5 separate regions of the Homo sapiens genome follow, and all the other regions are linked to region 1. The links are chromatin contacts, found by Hi-C or POLR2A ChIA-PET in ENCODE. All regions are on one chromosome and are shown on one strand. Each heading gives the region's core, a stretch centred on a gene start or an enhancer-like site at or near the end of the contact. The rest is flanking DNA. Distances are from core to core; before and after follow the strand shown. Region 1 holds the start of EOLA2-DT (EOLA2 divergent transcript). Region 2 holds the start of CD99L2 (CD99 molecule like 2). Region 3 holds the start of MTM1 (myotubularin 1). Region 4 has its middle 21 kb from the start of MTM1. Region 5 overlaps MAMLD1 (mastermind like domain containing 1).

Region 1 (2,573 bases), core at 1-2,500:
TTAGCCAACCCTTTTCTCGTCATCACCACAAAATCACAACAACTGTGTGTGTGTGGAATCCCTAGTAGGAACTGATGTAACTGAAAAGGCAAGAAGGGGGTTGAGTCCCCTCCTACCTGGTGCTGCAGAGAGTACCTGCTTTACGGCCAGAGGAGGAAACACTCTTCCACTTGGTTTCTTTACCTGCACAACAAGGAAGATAAAGAGGAAAGGTCATTAAATGCAAGTCAGCAAAGCTGGTTAATGGCCCTAGGAAGGTCTTCTACTCAGCAGGCATTGGAAACCAAGAGCTGGGAGGGCCGGTCCTAAGAGTAACACATGTGCACCTCACTCACGGTTTGGTTCTGCTAATCAGAGCGGTGGGACCCTCCACATCTGTCTGGGTCACAGGGTGCACCAGTCCGCAGAGCAGAAAATCATTTCAGCAAGTTGAGTCACATTCCTACAGCTGAGCACGCTCCATCCGAGGGGAGAAAAATCACACTTCCCCTCCCATTGTCATCGGACGAGGGTTTGGGGGGCCTAAATCCCATTGTCCACTGCTTAATTCTGGTTAGGTCATGCTGAGCACGGGGCCACAGGCCACAGAGCTATGCACCGCCCGGCCTGGGGTCCAGGCGAGCTTACAGCACAGGGGCCAAGCGGGAGGCAGGGAAGACCGGGCCGAGATGGGGCCGCTGTGTGTGGAGCAGCACTTGCAGACGCAGGTCGCGGGTACACGCGCTTAGAAGGAGGGGGGCCGAGACCATGGGGAGAGCAAGGGACACCAAAGGGCGCTTCGGGCGCGCCCCGCACGGGTTCTCTGCCCGAAACCCAGGGGAAAGAAACCCCAGCCCGCAAGTACCGTCTGCAAGAGGGCCGAGCACACGGGCTCCGGCATCAGGGGCCCTGGTACCTTTCAGCCGCGGCCGGTCTCACGGCCTCTGGACCCTGAGAGTCGTGGGCGTTCAGGGCCGACTCTGGCTTTTGGCCTCAGAGTACAGTCCTCCGCCTCCTCGCGACCCAGCGAGGCCACCGGAGCCAGCGAGGAGACGTGGGCCGCGGTGAGAAGAGAGAGCACCCGGCTCGTGTCAGGGCTGTAAGGTAGCTGCCGCTTACTCCCGGAAACCGGTGGCCAGTGACAGATGCTAGCGGTCCATAACTTCGGCTTTCATGCAGCTCCCGTCGTCCCTTTCATGAGGAACGTACGTGTGCGCGTAATCACGCACGTACGTACACCACGCACGTACGCAGGAGGCCCGTATTCAGCCACGCCTATACACCGCCAAATCGCTAGGAAGCCACGTATTCACGAAGCCACGCAGTGACGTCGCCACGCACGTACGCACGCACTTGCCACAAGGAGACGCTGTTCAGTTTACCGGATCCTGTCCCGCGCCAGCCAACCAGGACAAGGCCGGGGAGCTCGAGACAGGCAGCCTAGACCAAGAACCGGAAGGAGGAAAAGGAACCGGAGGGAGGAAGAGGAGGGGCGGGACGAGACCACCAGGCAGGATTTTTAAGCCCAGAGCTGCGAGACCAGCAGGAAGGAACTGGGAGAAACCAATGGGGAGGGGATGGGGGCGGGGCTGAGAGGAGGAGGGCGGAGCTGGGGGAGGGGAAGGGCGGGAGTGAGGAAACCGCTGGGGCGGGGTTGAGAGTGGGGCGGGGACTTGAGGGGATGGGGCGGGGACTTGGGATGGGGCGGGGACTCGAGGGGGTGGGGCGGGGCTGAGAGAAACCATTGGGGGCGGGGCTATGGGCGATCTGGGCGAGGAGAGGCTGCAGGAGGAGCTCGCGGACTCCTGAGAACCAGCGCGGGGAGGGAGGGGGCTGGTGAGAGGAGGAAGGTGGGGCTGAAAGAAACCAGTGGGGAGGGGTTGGGGGCGGGGCTTTGGAAGCTGGTGCTGGAGAAGCAGGGCAGGGCTGGGGGAGGAGTGGGGCGGGGCGGGGTTCGGGGGGGGCTGGGGCTCGGGGAGGGGTGGGGCGGGGCTGAGGGAACCGCCGGGGAGGGGCTCGGGGGCGGGGCTTTGAAAACAGCCTTTGGAGAAGCGGGGCTGGGGGGGCGGGGCAGGGCCGAGGGGAACCTCTGGGGTGGGGCTGGGGGGTGGGGTTTGCACGCAGCCACAGGAGAAACAGGGCGGGGCTCAGAAAAGGGTTGGATCGGGCTGAGAGAGACCGCTGAGGGGGGTGCTGGGGGCGGGGCTTTGGAAGCACCCGCGGGAGAAACAGGGAGGAGATGGGGAGAGGCGGGGCTCGGCGCGGGGCGGGGCTTCGGAGGCAGCCGCGGGAGAAGCAGGGGGGGGTTCGGGGCAGGGCGGGTCTGAGCGAAGCCATTGGGGAGCGGCTGGGGGCGGGGCCTTTTAACCAGCCGCAGGAGGAGCCGGGTGGGGCTGGGGCGGGGCGGAGCTGAGAGAAACCGCTGAGGATGGGCTGGGGGCGGGGCCTTGGAAGCAGGCGTTGGAGGGGCGGGGTAGGGCCGGGCCGAGAGAAACCACTGGGGAGGGTCTGGGGTCGGGGCTTTGCCATCAGTGGTGTGAGGAGCAGGCCGGGGCAGTGGGCAATTGAGCGAGGAACAGCTGCGGGAGGACTCC
Region 2 (2,573 bases), core at 53-2,552, 960 kb after region 1:
CAGAATGTTAAATGGCTCTTCGTGAATCAACTCCAGGTGGGTTGCCCACATGAAAAACATTTCTGCATCTTTTGCAAAAGTGGCTTGGCTAGTACCATCCACTGTTTTCCAGTGTTCCTTTATGTGACATAAATCTTACTAGAACTCAGTACTAGGACAAAGTGTGTGTGTGTGTGTGTGTGTGTGTGTGTTTCCTGAGCTCACATATTTTCCACCAGCTGGGTTCGCTTCTATTGTCAGGAAGCTTGGAGCATAATTCACGTTCAATTACAGTGTTTCCCTTAATCCCTTTTTCTGATGGGGACATAGGATATAAATAAGTGTAAGAAGATTCTGTTGGTACATGTTTAAGACCCTATTTTTAACCACAGACTGCATTTATTCTACTAAGATGCTTCTCAAACTTGAATGTGCCAGAGAATCACCCGCGGATCTAGTTGAAATGCAGAATCAGACTCAGTAGGTCGGGGGCGGGGCGTGAGATGCTGCAGTTCTTACAAGCTCCCAGGTGATGCCTATGCGGCTGGGCCCTGGACCACATTTTGAGTAGCAGAGGGTCTAAGAAACGTGCTTCCTTGATTCAGCGGGATTTCTCTCTCCTGCTCCTTGGCAAAACATGACCAAAGTCTCAAAAACTGAAGCGGACGGCAGAAGCACCTAGAGAGCTGGTTAGACCTACGCCTCGCTGACCCCCCCCCCCCCCCCCCACAGCCCATGCCCGCTGTGATCCCGATGAAAGGGGCTAGGAATCCACCTAGGAAGTTCCCCAGGTGCTTCTGCTGTCGGTGGCCTCGCAGCAAATTTCGAAAATGACTGCTCTCTTCAAGGTTTTCTCAAAGGTAAACTCTTGGGGACAGCTGTTGTCACCAGTGGTACACCTGCTCGTTCAGGATTTTAGGGGGCCCATCCCGCTGTTTCCAGCCCAGCGTCAGGAGGGGACCCACCCCTCCTCTCCGGCTACTCCGACCGCGGCGGAGTCAACCCCCACGGGCCCGGGGCTCGGACCCCCGCCGCTCCGCCTCGCACAGCCGGGCCGGCCGGTGGCAGCCACCGCAGGCCCGAGAGGCGGGGACCGTGCCGCTCATGCGCAGAGCGACCCCTGGGCCCACAAGGCGGGGTCCCCGCGCGGTCCCCGCGCGCCCCCCGCCCGCCTTACCTCGCTGGACCAGGGTGGCCAAGGAGAAAGCGAGGCAGACAAGGAACGCCGAGCGCCAGGCCACCATGGCTGGGAGCAGGCGGAGGGCCCCGGAGGAGCACAGTTAGCGCGAGAGCGCCCGAAGGGGAGGCCGAGGAGGAGCGGGAGGAGGAGCCCCGCCGCCTCTGCAGGGTCCCGCCCAAAGCCCGCGCGCGCGCGCGGCGCGGCCCCGGGAAGATGGAGGTCGGGCGCGCTAGAGAGCCGGCGCCTGAGGGCGCCTGGGCTGGGGTTAGGCCGGGGGGCGGGGCGAGGCTGCAGTATCGGGGGCGGGGCCGCGTTCTGGAGGCGGGGCTCCGGGCGAGGGGCGTGGCCTGCGGGCACCCGGTGGGTGGGGAGGCCTGGGTTGGGTTGGGCTGGGTCCAGCGGCAGCGCGCGGTCCGCAGACCCTGTCCCACCTCGGTCCTCGAGACCGAAGTCTCGGAGGTGGCCCCGCGGACCTGGAGCAGTGAGTCACCAGTGCCGGGGAGCGGGAGGCGGCAGCGCCGGTGGGCGCCGATTTCCTCCCGGGTGACCTTGAGAAGGGCTCTTCCCCTTCTGGCCTTGGTGTTCTCCCGGTGAAGGGTTGTTCCCTTGGGGCCCCTCCAGACACCGTCCAGCACGGAGCCCCGCACTCTGTCCCCACCCGCTGTTCCCTGCAGGAGTGAAACCCTGGCCGGAGACTGAAGAAAAGGACCGTTTTCGTGACTGGCTGCGGTCAACAAGCAGTGACACGTCTCGAGAAAACGAGGCCGGGGGCGCCCGGGTGGGCGACAGGGGAGGATGGGGGCGTCCCGGAGCCGAAGCGCCGCGGGCTCGGGAGACTGGGGGTAGGGACTGGGTCAGCTCTCCCGAGGCTTTGATGAATGCGCTGAAAGTGCAAGTTCATATCTGCAGAGTCGATCTCAAAAACGTGCTTAATGACCGACAAACGCGCTGCAGTCCTTTCCCATGAACCCCCGCAAACGGAGTCCGTCTCCCAGACCCGAAGAAATCAGATTCCGATACGATACTGTGCCGACCAGCAAAATGCCCGCTGCAGCAGTTGATGGGAACGCTCCCTAGAAGAGCCCCAGCTGCAACCGGCTCTCGAAGACAAAGAGGAAGCGCTACTGCTCTCCGGAGTGGTAGCGTGAGCCTGTCCCTGCCATTATGCGGCACCGGCTGCCCAGGGCCACATCCTCCTTAGAGGGCGGCTACTACCACCTCCCCTCAATATCCATTCGGCAGCTTTCCTGTGCCCCCAACCCAGCCCTCGCTGCCATAGGCACCCCCCTCAGTGGCTCCCACCAACCCCTAAGGAACAGTGGGGTGTGGGGTCTCCCTGAGATGGAGCCGAAATCTCCCGTGTGGCTTACATCCATTGCCCTGAATCTTAGGGCTGCAGAAACAAAACAGCATA
Region 3 (2,573 bases), core at 23-2,522, 630 kb after region 1:
ATGTGTGTGACTATGTAGAAACACACGTACACATATACACTGGTATCAGGTAAAATGCTGTTTTTAGATGCTGGAGAACTAACACATACAAGAGAAAAAAAACAGGTCATGATAAAGTCATCCTATTTACTCGAACTGCTCGCGTATAAGTATTATGCAGTACAAAGAATATTATGCTCATTTTTCTATGTGCCAGGTTGTCTTTTCTTTTTTTAATTTTTTTGACACGCAGTCTCGCTTTGTCACACAGGCTGGAGTGCAGTGGTGCCATCTCAGCTCACTGCAACCTCTCCCTCCCGGGTTCAAGCGATTCTCTTGCCTCAGCTTCCCGAGCAGCTGGTATTACAGACACCTGCCACCACGCCTGGATAATTTTTGTATTTTTAGTAGAGACGAGGTTTCACCATGTCGTCCAGGCTGGTCTCGAACTCCTGACCTCAGGTGATCCGCCTGCGTTGGCCTCCCAAAGTGCTAGGATTACAGGCGTGAGCCACCGCGCCCGGCCCAGATTGTTTGTTTTATTTGATTACACAATGAATTCTCTTCTTGAAGTTTGCCTTTCTTCTCTTTTTCCTGTCCCTTTCTTTTTACTGTATCAATAGTTGTCTGACCCAAACCTCAACAAGTAGAAGGAATTTTGGACTGAAATGTTTCCGTTCACTAAGTCTCAATTGCGTTCTTGGAAAGGTGCTGGCACAGCTGAGGGACACCCCAGCTGTTAGTTGAGTTTGTGAATTGCAGATCCTGCCCCAGAGTCAGTGAAATTTCTTTTTCCCTTATACTATCTCAACTTTACGCAGCCAACCCTGTGTACCCAATAATAGCTCAATTTAGTGGCATCCGCTAAAGTCTTGTATAGAGAAGTTTTCCCTCTGGATTTCCCCTTTACTGAAGAAAAATGGGGAGACCCAGACAAGGGTCCCGGGACTACGCTTCCCAGCCGCCTCCGCCCGGCGCCCAGTCCAACTTCCCTTACAGGGATGGCCCCTGGCATCTTGGCCCCGCCCATCCCCAGCACCATATTGCGAACTACAATTCCCAGCTGCCTCCATGCGTCGGACCCTTCAAAATGGGCTTCCCAGCAGCCTCTCGGGCGAAGAGCCCCGCCCTTCGGAGCTGCTCCCCAGGTCGACCCGGCGCACTCTTCCTGCCCCCTGCCCCGTCACGTGATGCAGTCCCGCCAACCGGCACGGGGAGGCGGGCAGCGGGCGGTGGCCGGGGGCGGGCAGGCCGTGGGGGGCGGACCCCAGAGGGGGCGGAGCAGGGCCCGGCAGCCGAGCAGCCTGGCAACGGCGGTGGCGCCCGGAGCCCGAGGTGGGTGCGCGCTCACGGCTGGCCTGGCTCGGAGCCGGGCACTGCGGGGACCCGTGGTGAGGGGATCGGGAGGAGGAAGTTGGGACTCCTTGGGCCAGCGGGTCGCGCGGGGCCTTGCCGCACCGTCAGGGTTGGGTGGGGGTTTCGTCCAAGCGCCGTCGCTGTCCCCGCGGGGCAGGGCTGAGGCCAGGGAGCAGCAGGCAGGTACCTCCGGCTTCCTCCCGTTCTCCCCGCCCAAGGTGGCCGGCCGGCGGCGGGCGAAGGTCGGGACGGGGGTAGGGGTTGGCTGGCCGTGGAGCTGGGGGCGGACGTCTCAGCCACTGCCTGGACTTTGCTTCCCCGTCCCGGGGCGGTGAGTGGGCCGGGCGTCCGCCCTGCCTCCCCGGCGACGCTCCGCGGCTGGTCCTCGCCTTGGCCCTCCGCACGGAGCGGGCGTCCGTCGCATCCCCGGTGGGCCCTGCGGAGCGGCCGCAGCCCGGCACTGGCCGCGAAGCCTCGATGGCCGCTCTCGGCCAGTGTTTCTGTGTCATACACGAGAGGTTTATCTGCTTTTGCAACAGTTGAGGGAAGATCTTAGAGGGAACGGTTAGTTCCCTGATACGCAGTCGGAAGTATGTACAGGCACGAGCAAGCGCCCGTGGCCGGGTTGCCTCCCTTAACTGTCTTTTGCTGCGCTCAGGAAGTGAAAACTAATTTTAGTATTTGCCTAAGCAAGTAAGAAGTGAATCTGCTGCAAAAATTATATTAGAGCTTTATAGACGCACGCATCGTTTGAGGCGAAGTGGGTTGCGACTGGTTTTGAAACAGATACACCAGATCTTCACAAGAATAAAATTATAGCATTTTAGAATTGACTGGCATCCTGAAGTTTACATTGTTCATTTGTTTCCTGGATGGGGGAACTGAGGCCCAGAGAGGGTAACTAATATGTCCCGGGCTTCAGGGCAACTTAATGGCAAAGCTAATATCACAAGCCAGCTCTTTGGGGGTATCTTGGTGTCTGTCTAGTCTGGATTCTTTTTACCACAGCTCAGTATTATTCCTTGTGAAATAAGCACCTTAGAGTCTTGAGACTGAGCCAGCAATTTTGCTAGACTGCAAACCATTTTGAATTTCCTTCAAAATCGGTTTACCAACCAAATAAGACAATCAGGCCTGTTACTTTGCAGACACGTTTGCCTTCATCCAACATATATATTGGGCACGATCATGTATTCACCAGATTTGATTCTGAATGGCTTTTGGCTGCTTCACAAAAT
Region 4 (2,573 bases), core at 56-2,555, 610 kb after region 1:
CCTCCCAGGTTCAAGCCATTCTCCTGCCTCAGCATCCTGAGTAGCTGGGACTACAGGCGGGAGCCACTGTGCCCTGCTACTTTTTGTATTTTTGGTAGAGATGGTGTTTTGCCATGTTGGCCAGGCTGGTCTCAAAGTCCTGGCTTCAAGCGGTCTGCACCCAACACATTTTTGTGGAGCACCTACTGCACACCAGGCTGTCTGCTTGGTGTGAGAGAGAGAGAGAGAGAGAGAGAGGGAGAGAGAGAGAGAGATGGTGGTAAGCAAAGAAGGCACTGCCCCTATCCTCCAGGAGCTCAAAAACTGCTATTTGCCAAGGACTGCTTCTGTGCCAGACACTTTACAGGAGTCCTTGTGTTCAGGCCTCATAATAATCCTAGTGCTATTATGATCATCCTGTTTTATAAATGCAGATAAAGAGGCTCAGAAACAAGCTAGGAAAAGGGAGGTAGATTTCAACTGAGGTTTCTCAGACTCAAGGAGACAGGAAGTGCTCAGAGGGTGGAACCACAACACAGTGAATGTGCTGGGGATAACCCTGGGGAAGGAGGGGTCCCTCGTGTTTGGTGGAAGGGGGCGGGAGGCTTCTTAAAGGCGGAGGCATGCACAGCTGGCTCTGCAGAGCTGGAGGCCCTCTAAGGCAGCGAGGTGTGAAGGAGTGGACTTTGGGACAAAAAGGAGGTTTGTTTTACTACGTTGTTCAAACTTATGACATCCTCCCAAAGTGGGCACTGTCGTTATTTGGCTTGAGCCCCAGCTACGCTTGGCAGCGGAAGACAACAGCTTCCTCTCGCATGGCCCTGCCCTGGAGAATTGTCACAGCTCCTCAGATGGAGACATCACAGTTAGGAAGTGTCACCCAAGAAGCAAGTCTTCACCCCCAGCCACAACTGCCAGATTTCATTCATTCATCCATTTGTTTCTTCAGCAACAAGCACTTCCTAAGCACCTGCTAGCTGCCAGGTCCTATGCTGGGCATGGGGTGAGTGTGGGGTTGATGAACCCTGTATTGATAGCGAACGGTATTGGGGCCCCCTCACTAACCATCCCTACCCCTCCCGCCACTCTTTCGGGCTCTAGGGATGCGGAACAGGGCAGACGCGGTTCTCAGAAGCTGCCCCTCCCCCAGCACAACGCGAGGGTGGGCTTTGGAGCTTATGGCTTGTCAGCAAAAGAGAGCGCATGCAGGGCCTTGGCCGGTGGCAACCTGAGGGTAGCAGGTTCCCATCCCAGAATTCCCCTGGGCAGGCCAGCTTCTGAGGGAGTGTCCTGTTCCCTCCGGACTTGGCTCGATGGGGAGCCCCAGCCGAGTTACTGGCAGTCACCACCCTCCCGGGTCCCACCCACGCAGCGGCCAACGGAAAGCTCTGGCCCTCCCAGGCTGGAGTTTGTGCCAGGCAGGCTCCAGTAGCGGGGCAGGGCCCGGGTGCTTCGCTCGGCAGCCCCCACGCCCCTTCCTCCACACCCGAGGGTTGGCAGAGGTCCCCTAAGCCCTCGGCCTGTTCCGACCGCGCGCGAGTCTCCGCACCACTCGGTGCCCTTGACCGCGGACCTCGCTGCCTCTCCATTGGCCCGGCCGGTCACGTGCGCGGCCGCCGGTCCCAGCCGGCTACAGAGCCGCTGCTGTGCCCGGTCTTGCAAATCGCCGCCGTCCAGCCGCCTGCTCTGGTGCGAGTCTTCTCCGCTTTACGACTCGGACTCAGAAAAGCCGGCCTGGGCTTCGGCCACTTCCCCAGCACCCGTGTCTGCCCTTCCAATTGCCCCTTTCCTGCCTGGCACGACCTGGCCTTGCTCACTGCACGCTTCCCTTCTAAGTGAGCCTTCTTTTTCCTTTCCCTCAGCCAGCCTTGAAGTCTCCTTCGACAGAGAGTGAGACCTGCTGTCCTCCCTGCCCTTAGTCACTGTCCACTCAGCCTAATGCCTCTGTGGAAGAGGAGGAGCCGCCATCTCTGAACTGTTAATGGAGGTGGGGAAAGAGAGCCAAGCTAGGAAACAGGTTGATAGACGGATCGGCCCAGTCAACTGTGAACACAGCTGCTGATTCATGCAATATGTGTTTACTGAGCACCTACTGGGTATCAGCAAGGTGTTAGGTGCTAGAGACGGAGCAGGGAACAAAACAGGTAAGATCCCTGCCCTTAGAGACCCACCATTCTAGAGGATAAAGCCAGACATCCCAGGTGTGGCCTTTCACAAGACCGCCCCTTAGATGCAATCAGGGGCATTCATTCATTCATTCATTCATGCAAGTGTTCTCTCACCAAGTCATTTCTGAGCTCTCCCCACCCTGGGTCCTGAATTCTGCTGGGCACTGTAAGGAGAGGAGAGAGGAGATCCATCAGCACCAGTCCTAGCCCTCAAGAAGCTCAAAGCCCAGTAGATGTGAAACCCTATAATTATACTGGAAGCTAGTAAGGGCTGTGCCTAAGGTATTACTCTGGGCACAGAGGACAATGCAGTCTGAGCATGGCTGGGTGTTCTGCAGAGAGCAAGAGCAGAGCCACTTACTGAGAAGGGTAGGAAAGCTCAAACTTGTTTTCTGACACCACGGTTGGTATCATGTCTCCAGCCTA
Region 5 (2,573 bases), core at 53-2,552, 570 kb after region 1:
ACCATTTGTCATTTCCTGTTTTCTCCATTTTCCAACGATTCTAATTGTCAGTGTCAAAAGGCAACAACTGTTTTCTTGGGGCTTATCTTTGGAGCACATTGATTCAGAACAAAGGATGGGAGCCTCCATCTGCAAAACAAAGGAAGCAGCCTCCTCGGGAGGCCTGGAGAGAATGCTCTGGCTCCTTTGGCCAGGGACAGCAGGACCAGCATAGGAGCAGAGGACTGGCGGTGCCTCTGGACACTGCCGTAAGGTGAAGAGACCATGGAGGACCGTCGCTTGCTGGTGGCACCCCAGACTTGAAGATCCTGCAGAGCTGGCCACCGGCACCCAGGCTGGGTGTCAGCAGCGCTGTGTGGCCTTGGCAGTTTCCATAGTGATAGGCTGGCCAGCTTTTCCATTAGACTCCGGGGTCCTCTGGAATGTGTGCTTCCCGGGATGAAGACGCCCCAGCACCCGCTGAAGCCTGCCCTGCCCCGGCGTGGCCTTTCCTTTTGTCTGGCACGCCCCTGGGCTTGGCTTTCTCTTTCCGTCCCTCCCTTCGGACTTTACCGCACTTCCCCTGCTGTTTCCTTAGTCACACTCTCCAGCCTCCATCTGCCCCTGCCCCTGAACCCCTACCTCTGTACAACTGTGTTATTTGATGAAACTAATGCAGCAACCGGTGGGGATGGAGTTAAGGACCGTTTAGACCTAGCCAGCCACGCAGGAATCTGTCCCCAGAAGCAGCGGAAGCACCTGGTCTGCAGTTAGGAGATACTGTACTTCTTAGCCGTGTCACCTTGGGCAAGTCATTTAACCTCTCTGAGCCTCTGCTGTCACATCAGTAAGCTGGGGACTGTAGATCTTCTGCCCTGATGTCCTGAGACTGGTACAAGAAGAGCCAAAGCGAAAGGACTGCCTTCAGAAATGGCTGCCAACCCTGACCATCTCAGGCAGATCCGGATGGTGTGGCCTTGGGCAGTGGTCATGTGACCCCCATGCTCCTCAGTGTCCACATGGGGTGTTGCTAGATGACATAAAATAATGGGTGAGACGTGCTCAGTATAATGAGAGCTTGAGAAGGCAGATCCCACCCCCCATCCCCACCCCCACCCCTTGCCGCCTTGCCAATGCTTTGGCAGGGAGAGGGCAGCTCCATAGGGCAGCTGAGAAACAGCCCCTCACTGCCCACACGGCAGCTCCAGTGGAGGGGGAGGCAGGGACCAGGACAGGAAGCAGGCTAAGGGCGGGATAGAAAAGCAAACCCCAGTCTGGTGGAATCGCTTCTGGTGTAGTCTTCCCGGTGCCATGTGTTTGTCCTCTCTGCCTTGGCAGGAACCAAGGCCAGGAACTGCTGCCAGGCCTGAGAGCCGGGCACAGTCCCAAGCACTGGGTCGCTACCCCGCCCCACTCCCACCAGCCCCACTGAGTGCAGAGAAGGGTTCCCAGAAGCCCTTTGCTGGAAAAGCAGGCACTGCACGGGCAGCCCGTGTTGTAGAGGCAAGTCCTCTGGCATCTTCGGGGGGACACAGACCAGAAAGTGGACTTGGAGCTTGTGCTCCCAGACAGAGCTGCCTTGGTGGTTGAGAAGGGGAGAGAGATGGCAGCAGTTGAGCAGAGATGGCCGGGCTCCCCTCACTGTGTGGGGTGAGGCTTCAAGCACTGGACTGGGAGTCAGACCTGGATCCGAGTCACAACCTGACACCAACTGGCTGAGGGTCTCAGAGCAAGTCATGCCTTTTCTGGGTCTGGGGGCCTTCATGTTATTCCCTCCTGGCTATGTTCTTCCCCTTTGCTCCTTGAGCCGATCCCAGACTGAGTGCTGAAACTGCGGCCTTGAAACTTGGCTCGCTCCTCCCCCTGCCCACCCAGCCAGCTTTCAGATGGAGACAGGAAGCTCCTCCCAATTGCCTATGCTGCAACTAGTCAGGAGAAGGGCGGGAGGTTGGCAGTAAGTGTTTGGCTACTCCCAGTGTTGGAGACTGTGTCCACCTGACCATGTGATCATCTGGCCGTTCATGCCAGGACCACCAGGAACAAGCCTCAGTCCTCTTCTCAATGTCCTTTCCCTATGACAGCCCTGCAGAGGCTAGGTATCCACCACTACATAGCCCACAGTCTGCTCTGCCCCAGCCACAGCATCCTTGGCTTGCTCAGCCATTCTTTGTCTGGGTAGTTTGAAGTCCAATCCCCACTCTCATTACTTACCATCCTCTGAATGCAGCCAGTCTGTCTGGGTCTCCCTGAGACTGGCATGCCCAGACTCCTGTGGGTATAGTCTGGCCAAGGCAGAGTTAGCATAGGACTGTCACCTCCCTCCTTCTACATACTCTGCTTCTATTAATGCAGCCTAATGTTACATTTGTTCTTTTGGTGACCGCATCTCACTGCTGACCCATCCTGAGCAGATGGACATCCAAAATGCCTAAAACTTTTTTCTGTGTGCTCTTGCTATTAAGTTCTGTCTCTCCTGCCCCATTCTATGCTGTTGCAGTTGTGTTTTTAACCCAGGTGCAGAATCTTACTTTATTTATACCTGTGGAATTTTGCTCGAGAGGGTGGGGCATGCATGCGAGTGTATGCTGGTGTGT

The links. A loop is a pair of places that touch in the nucleus more often than their neighbours do. ChIA-PET counts read pairs that join two places held with the same protein, here RNA polymerase II (POLR2A). Pooled maps may share reads with other maps.
Region 2: a loop to region 1 is called in a map of HCT116, with 19 times the contacts of the local background. The contact joins the promoter of CD99L2 here to the promoter of EOLA2-DT in region 1. A Hi-C loop is called at or near these places in 2 of 168 maps with a recorded cell type or tissue (HCT116 and ascending aorta), 2 of 37 single-sample maps with no recorded cell type and 15 of 50 pooled maps. POLR2A ChIA-PET finds 5 or more read pairs at or near these places in 1 of 52 experiments (Panc1).
Region 3: a loop to region 1 is called in a map of CD8-positive, alpha-beta T cell, with 13 times the contacts of the local background. The contact joins the promoter of MTM1 here to the promoter of EOLA2-DT in region 1. A Hi-C loop is called at or near these places in 3 of 168 maps with a recorded cell type or tissue (CD8-positive, alpha-beta T cell, gastrocnemius medialis and naive thymus-derived CD4-positive, alpha-beta T cell), 1 of 37 single-sample maps with no recorded cell type and 23 of 50 pooled maps. POLR2A ChIA-PET finds 5 or more read pairs at or near these places in 22 of 52 experiments (A549, B cell, CD4-positive, alpha-beta T cell and 17 more).
Region 4: a loop to region 1 is called in a pooled map, with 10 times the contacts of the local background. The contact joins the enhancer-like site here to the promoter of EOLA2-DT in region 1. A Hi-C loop is called at or near these places in 8 of 50 pooled maps. POLR2A ChIA-PET finds 5 or more read pairs at or near these places in 5 of 52 experiments (BJ, CD4-positive, alpha-beta T cell, activated B cell and 2 more).
Region 5: a pooled map shows a loop between it and region 1 (16-fold over the local background). The contact joins the enhancer-like site here to the promoter of EOLA2-DT in region 1. A Hi-C loop is called at or near these places in 4 of 50 pooled maps. POLR2A ChIA-PET finds 5 or more read pairs at or near these places in 2 of 52 experiments (PC-9 and WTC11).

What each region holds. Positions count from the first base shown.
Region 1 is chrX:149,937,298-149,939,870 of GRCh38, forward strand. EOLA2-DT (EOLA2 divergent transcript) reads left to right here and starts at 1,251. Exons shown (of 12, transcript NR_027456.1): 1 at 1,251-1,489. EOLA2 (endothelium and lymphocyte associated ASCH domain 2) reads right to left here and starts at 1,194. Exons shown (of 5, transcript NM_001013845.2): 1 at 896-1,194; 2 at 136-183. RefSeq lists silencers at 1,640-1,909, 2,020-2,099, 2,380-2,439.
Region 2 is chrX:150,897,366-150,899,938 of GRCh38, forward strand. It overlaps CD99L2 (CD99 molecule like 2), which reads right to left and starts at 1,303. Exons shown (of 11, transcript NM_031462.4): 1 at 1,157-1,303. The coding sequence starts at 1,223. RefSeq lists a silencer at 978-1,587.
Region 3 is chrX:150,567,349-150,569,921 of GRCh38, forward strand. It overlaps MTM1 (myotubularin 1), which reads left to right and starts at 1,273. Exons shown (of 15, transcript NM_000252.3): 1 at 1,273-1,314. RefSeq lists a silencer at 1,075-1,754.
Region 4 is chrX:150,546,291-150,548,863 of GRCh38, forward strand. No RefSeq gene overlaps it. Among named protein-coding and RNA genes, the nearest start is that of MTM1, 21 kb to the right of the region's middle. Within about 2 kb of position 1,306, at least 27 of the 41 ENCODE cell types and tissues checked have a DNase peak (open chromatin) inside an H3K27ac peak, as active enhancers do.
Region 5 is chrX:150,507,274-150,509,846 of GRCh38, forward strand. All of the region lies in intron 6 of MAMLD1 (mastermind like domain containing 1), which reads left to right. Among named protein-coding and RNA genes, the nearest start is that of MTM1, 60 kb to the right of the region's middle. Within about 2 kb of position 1,303, at least 23 of the 41 ENCODE cell types and tissues checked have a DNase peak (open chromatin) inside an H3K27ac peak, as active enhancers do.